2 separate regions of the Homo sapiens genome follow, and region 2 is linked to region 1. A link is a contact called in ENCODE Hi-C or POLR2A ChIA-PET data. All regions are on one chromosome and are shown on one strand. Each heading gives the region's core, a stretch centred on a gene start or an enhancer-like site at or near the end of the contact. The rest is flanking DNA. Distances are from core to core; before and after follow the strand shown. Region 1 holds the start of SEMA3G (semaphorin 3G). Region 2 overlaps WDR82 (WD repeat domain 82).

Region 1 (2,970 bases), core at 322-2,821:
CCTCCGGGCTTGGCTAGGGAGGTGGAGGTAATGGGGGCAGTAGGATGTGGCAGGAAGAGGGTGCTGGCCACCTTTGGGAAGGCCCAGAGTGTCCTATGCCTTCCCTACGGAAGCACCTCTACCCAACACCCATTCCACCCCCAAAACTCATCAACGGTCTCTTCCGGGAAGCCCTCCATGGATGACAGTACCTTGGGGAACTTTCCCTATTTGGGGCTTTTTCTAGCAGTCTGACCTCCCCGCAAAACCACAGCTCCCGGAACAAGACCACATTCCCCTCAGCCTCTCCAGGGACGAGCGCCATCTCCCCCAGCAGACTGGGCTTCCCAGGGGAAGGTGGTCACCCCTCTGGTTTCCTCAGGAAGGATCTGCCAAGAGCCTGTCTCGGGCCTTCCCTGGGCCCATCCGTGGAGGCCTGAGCCGGCTCACATGTCTAGGGTAGAACACAGGAACCCCCAGGCTGGGATGTGCAAAAAGGGGAGGTGAAACTCCCCCTGGGCTGGGGCGCTTCTTGGGTGCAGGAGCACATGAACAAGCCCACTCTGGGAAGTGGGCTGCAAGGGGGGTCCTCCCCTTCTCTGTGGCCCCAGGACCAAGGGATAGCATGCTGCCTGCTCTCCCGTTGGCCACCCTGGGCAAAAAGTGCCAGTTGAGCCCAGACAGACCCTTCAGCCCCACCCTCTCTGTCACTCTCCCCTGCCTGGTCCCTTCCTCTGTCTCCTCCCCATCTTTATTGAGCTCTCTCAGGGTCTCCATCTGTCCCTTTCTCAGCACTCCCCCTCAGGTGCCTCCCACCGCCACCCTGGTCCTGTCTCCCAGGACCTGCCTCCCTCCCACTCCCCGAGAGCTGTGCAGGGAGAGGCTCCCTCCCCTACAGCTGACCAGGCACCCAAGAGCCCAAGCCACCCAAACAGGGCACACGCACACAAACAGGGCACACGCACCCAAACAGGGCACACGCACACAAACATGGCACACGCACACAAACTCGGCACACGCACCCAAACAGGGCACACGCACACAAACTCGGCACACGCACACAAACACTGCACACGCACCCAAACAGGGCACACGCACACAAACACGGCACATGCACCCAAACAGGGCACACGCACACAAACAGGGCACACGCACACAAACACGGCACACGCAAACTCGGCACACGCACACAAACTCGGCACACGCACACAAACACGGCACACGCAAACTCGGCACACGCACACAAACTCGGCACACGCACACAAACACTGCACATGCACACAAACACGGCACACGCACCCAAACAGGGCACATGCACACAAACACGGCACATGCACCCAAACAGAGCGCACACACACAAACAGGGCACATGCACACAAACAGGGCACGCAGGGGCTGGTACCTCGGTAGGAGAGCCGCAGGCGGGGCACACTGGGGCCGGGGCTGGGGCCAGAGCTACCCCCATGGAGCAGGAGGCCCCCTAGCAGCCAGCAAATGGCCCAGGCCGAGGGGGCCATGCTGGGGAACTGAGGGCACCGCTGCCGCCTGCCTGCAGAGCCGCCCTCTGGTCCCGCTGGCCGCCGGTTGTAGTTTGCTCTGCTGCCACCAGGCCACCACTTATAAGGCAGTGGCTCCACCCAGTCCTGGGCGGGAAGAGGGGCGGAGGAGAGAAGGAGGCTGGGGCCTTGCCGTCCACCTGCCGCTTCTCCTTCCACCTTGTTGGCCCAGTGCAGGCTTTTGTGCCACACTGGCCAGCTCCCCATTGGGAAGACCTTCCCAGCTAGGGCACAGGCCATGTGTACAGAGATGTCCACAAATGCAGGTCCCCAGGCTCCAGCAAAGTGACAAGTGGGGAGAGAGCCTGGAAGGGAGGTCAGGGATCAGAGGTTAAAGTTGATGGGCTGGGTAGGGGCCTAGCTGGGCTCTGCCTTGTTCTCTGCCCCTCCACTGCCCACAGCAGAGACCTTCCAAACTGGCCCTGCCCCAATTCCAGGATATTCCAGCCCCCTGAAGCTTTGGCCAGACTCTCCAGCTCCCCTGGGTAAGGGTGGAGGGCCATTCCCAGCCCAAGGGGCGCCATGTCCTAGACAGGTGTTTGAGGTCCGGCAACACTTCATAGAGCCAGCAAGAGATGACTGCCCAGCCTCTTCCACCCAGGCCTGTCCCCATCTGGCTTCCAGGCACCCCAGCCTCTCCCCACATCTACATGCCCCATCTCAGCTCACCAGGCTTGCTTTGGGGTAGGGGACAGGGGCATCAGGGGACTCCATGCCGAGGGAACCTCCCCTTGCCCTGCCTCCCTCAGGCCTCCAGTCCTTCCAGAGACTCAGGGTCCAGAGCTTCCCCAGGTCAGTGATGGTTCTTCCCAGGGACCCCATGCCCCATAGGCCCTACAGACACCTATGATCTCTTAGAGGTCACTTCCCCCACCCTGAATACTGACTGGGTGGCGGGGGGCACAGAAAGCCACAGAAGAGGGCCAAAGGGGAAATGGGACTGAGGGCCTGAATCTGGGGTGAGTGACGGGACCTCCCCATGCTCCCTGCCCCAGAACAGTCGCCACCTCACCCCACCCCAGAACCCTACACTCAGAACCTGAGGCCCTGGGCACTAAAGAGATTTTAATTTTGAGCTGGAGTTTGAGTTCCCAGGATTCTAACAGCTCCTGCAGGTTGGGCCTCCCACATGGACCGGCCTGGGCCCTCTGATGGTGGTCAGGGAACTTGCGGGGCACTCAGAGAGGGAAGGACCTGGCCCAGGCCACAGAGCAGGCTGAGAATGGGTCCAGCTCAGCTCTGCCCCTTCCTGGGACCCTCCTTTGCTTCTGGGCGTTGTTGGGAGTATGGGGACCCCACCCTCCTCCCCTACCTCAATCCTGAAATGGAAACAGGTTGGCTTCTTGGGTCAGCATGACAGGTCTCAGAGACCTACAACTCTGCCTCCCTGTCCCCAGCTCCCTTCACTCACACATGCCTTCTTCAGCAGGGGGCT
Region 2 (2,970 bases), core at 257-2,756, 190 kb before region 1:
ATAATTAGCTGGATAAAAGTTAGGGCCTTAGGGCTTGCTGTTTAATAAGCAGCTTAGTTCATCTTCTCCAAAAAGACTATGCTGTCATCTTGGCTGGGGCACAGTGGCTCATGCCTGTAATCCCAGGACTTTGGGAGGCTGAAGCAGGTAGATCACTTGAGCTCGGGAGTTTGAGACCATCCTGAACAACATGGTGAAACCCCATCTCTATCAAAAATACAAAAAATTAGTAGGGCATGGTGATATATGCCTGTGGTCCCAGCTACTTGGAAGGCTGAGGTGGGAGGATCACCTGAACCCAGGAGGTGGAGGTTGCAGTGAGGGGAGATTGTGCCACTCCACTCCAGCCTGGACAACACAGTGAGACTCTGTCTCAAAACAAAACAAAACAAACAAAAAAATGGGGCCAGGCCTGGTGGCTCAGGTGTGTCATCCAGCACTTTGGGAGGCTGAGCAGGCAGATCACCTGAGGTCCGGAGTTTGAGACCAGCCTGACCAACATGTTGAAACCCTGTCTCTACTAAAAATACAAAATTAGCCAGGTGTGGTGGCACATGCCTGTAATCCCAGCTACTCGGGAGGCTGAGGCAGGAGAATCGCTTGAACCCGGGAGGCGGAGGTTGCAGTGAGCCAAGATCGCACCGTTGTACTCCAGCCTGGGCAATAAGAGCAAAACTGTCTCAAAAACAAAACAAAACAAAAACAGCCATGCTGTCAACTAGAACGTACCAAAGCTCAAGTGCTCAGGAAGTATCTATTGAATTACAAGGCAAACCACCTTCATGACCTCAGCTTTACTTGACCCTTCTCTGATTTACTCCTACTTTATAATTTAGGTGAATTCTCTCACCAGGCAACTGACAGCCCAAAATTGCAGCCAAGAAGAATATCCAACAGGTCGCAGAGCCAATGGTAAAACCTGTATAATTAACTCAACTGAGAGGCTCTCAGAACCCACCCCACCCCGGCTTTTTTTTTTTTTTTTTTGAGATGGAGCTTCACTCTTGTCGCCCAGGCTGGAGTGTAATGGTGCCATCTCAGCTCACTGCAACCTCTAGCCTCCTGGGTTCAAGTGATTCTCCTGCCTCAGCCTCCTGAACAGTTGGAATTACAGGCACACACCACCACACCCAATATTTTTAGTAGAGATGGGGTTTCATCATGTTGGCCAGCCTGGTCTCAAACTCCTGACCTCAGGTGATCCACCCACCTCGGTCTCCCAAAGTGCTGGGATTACAGGCGTGAGCCACTGCACCCAGCCTCAGACCCCCTTTCCTACCCATTAACTCTAGATTTCATTTCCTACACATTCTCCAGGGAAGACTGGAAAAACTGCATCAGATATTTCCCACTGCTATATTCCACAGTGCAGGACTTCAGGGTTGAACCTGTCCACAGCTAGGCCCTATGGTAGTCTTGCTAGGACTCCTCTAGCCAGGCAGCTTGAGTGCTGTCCTACCAGCCTGTAGGAGTGTCACTTCCTCTTTCCTCACCACAGCCTCCACTACCTCACCACTCCGCCTGAGCAAAAAAAAAAAAAAGGGTGGGCAGCATCCTGTGCCTGCTTCTCTTACCCACATCAACTGCTGAGCCAGCTCGCCCCCACAGCCTGCTTGCCTAGCTTGCTACCATGCCTGCTGTTGTTCCTCACGTCACAAGGCTGAATGAAGCCTGGGGGGTGGGTGAAGTAGGTCTTTCAGTTGCGAGCAGGACAGAGACCAGAGTGGCTGCTCTAAGGGCAGCCATGCTTACCTACTTGTTCATGTCTCCCAGCAGAGCTGAACACGGCAGCAGTCCTCCCACCAGGCCAGGAGGGGGTCTCTTCCTACGTACGTAGTGTCAGAAGAGCCTGTGCATGGCCTGTCACACACAAGCTAGGATGTTCCCTCCGCCACTGTTGCAGAGTCCCATGAGCAATGTGAAAATGTGGCAGGCCCAAGGTTTTCTTCTCTGGTCCAGAGAGGGCGAGGCAAGAGCAGGAAGCAGGTTCTACAGCTCTGAGAATGCTGAGCTAGAGCAGCAGCCTCCAGGCAAATGGGTTACCAAAGCAATTGCCTTCTGCCAGACTGGGTGCTGGGGCCTCAGAGAGACTCCAGTATTCTTGCCTTCCTGAAACCAGGGTCTAGCAGGACAAAACATATTCCAACTAGAGGTTGTCAATCTGGTGAAGGGTTGAGTAAACAGTAGAGGATGCAAGGCAGCCTGAGGTAAGTGCCAGACAGTCTCCGAAGATTCAGGCTGGCTCAGGCTTGCCTTGCCCCGTCAGTCATTGCTGGCTCTATGGCTATTACAGCCTGGGGTTGAAGGCTGGTTCTAGGGGTTCCTCCCACCAGCCCATAAATCTTAGTTACCAAGGGGCAGTCAGAGGCAGTCCCAGGGAGCCCAGCAATCCGTCTACACAGCATTACAGCAAGCTGCAGTGTGAGCCAGAACTAACAGGAGACAACCCAAGCCTCCCTCCAGCTCTGGGAACCAGGCAAACCATGCTACAGAAACTCAAATCGAAGAGGCTGCAGCCATAAAATTCTGTTTAAGACTGTAACATGGAAAAAATGTTTATACGTTAAGTACAAAAGGGACATAAAATTGTATATACAGAATAACGACTATGTAAACACACCAAAAATCTATGCACAGAAATGTCTAGGGGGAACATTTAACACCAAAAGATTAACAGTGGTAGCATTTGGGTGGCAAACTTGATTCTTTCTAAAATTCCCATATTTTCCTTAATAAGCAGTAATTATAATTACAACGGGAAATAATTTCTTTAAGTACCCAGTGCAGTGTCACTGTCAAATAAACATCAGTGGCTTTGGCCCCAATTCTTAAGGTGGCAAACGCCGCTGCCCCACTCCCCACCCATCCCCAATAGGGCTTGAGCACCTGTAGCCCTGCTGAGCACGTCTGTGCAGCCCCAGCCCTCAGCATCTCTTCCACTCGCTTCCAGCTATATCTTTTCCCTTTCCT

The links. A loop is a pair of places that touch in the nucleus more often than their neighbours do. ChIA-PET counts read pairs that join two places held with the same protein, here RNA polymerase II (POLR2A). Pooled maps may share reads with other maps.
Region 2: a loop to region 1 is called in a pooled map, with 2.3 times the contacts of the local background. The contact joins the enhancer-like site here to the promoter of SEMA3G in region 1. A Hi-C loop is called at or near these places in 4 of 50 pooled maps. POLR2A ChIA-PET finds 5 or more read pairs at or near these places in 7 of 52 experiments (CD8-positive, alpha-beta memory T cell, GM12878, PC-9 and 4 more).

The regions. Positions count from the first base shown.
Region 1 is chr3:52,443,532-52,446,501 of GRCh38, forward strand. It overlaps SEMA3G (semaphorin 3G), which reads right to left and starts at 1,572. Exons shown (of 16, transcript NM_020163.3): 1 at 1,382-1,572. The coding sequence starts at 1,496. RefSeq lists enhancers at 669-1,545, 1,546-2,422.
Region 2 is chr3:52,251,910-52,254,879 of GRCh38, forward strand. It overlaps WDR82 (WD repeat domain 82), which reads right to left. Exons shown (of 9, transcript NM_025222.4): 9 at 2,525-2,970. Among named protein-coding and RNA genes, the nearest start is that of PPM1M, 7.6 kb to the left of the region's middle. RefSeq lists an enhancer at 1,522-1,841. Within about 2 kb of position 1,507, at least 17 of the 41 ENCODE cell types and tissues checked have a DNase peak (open chromatin) inside an H3K27ac peak, as active enhancers do; they include GM12878, where a contact is called at or near this core.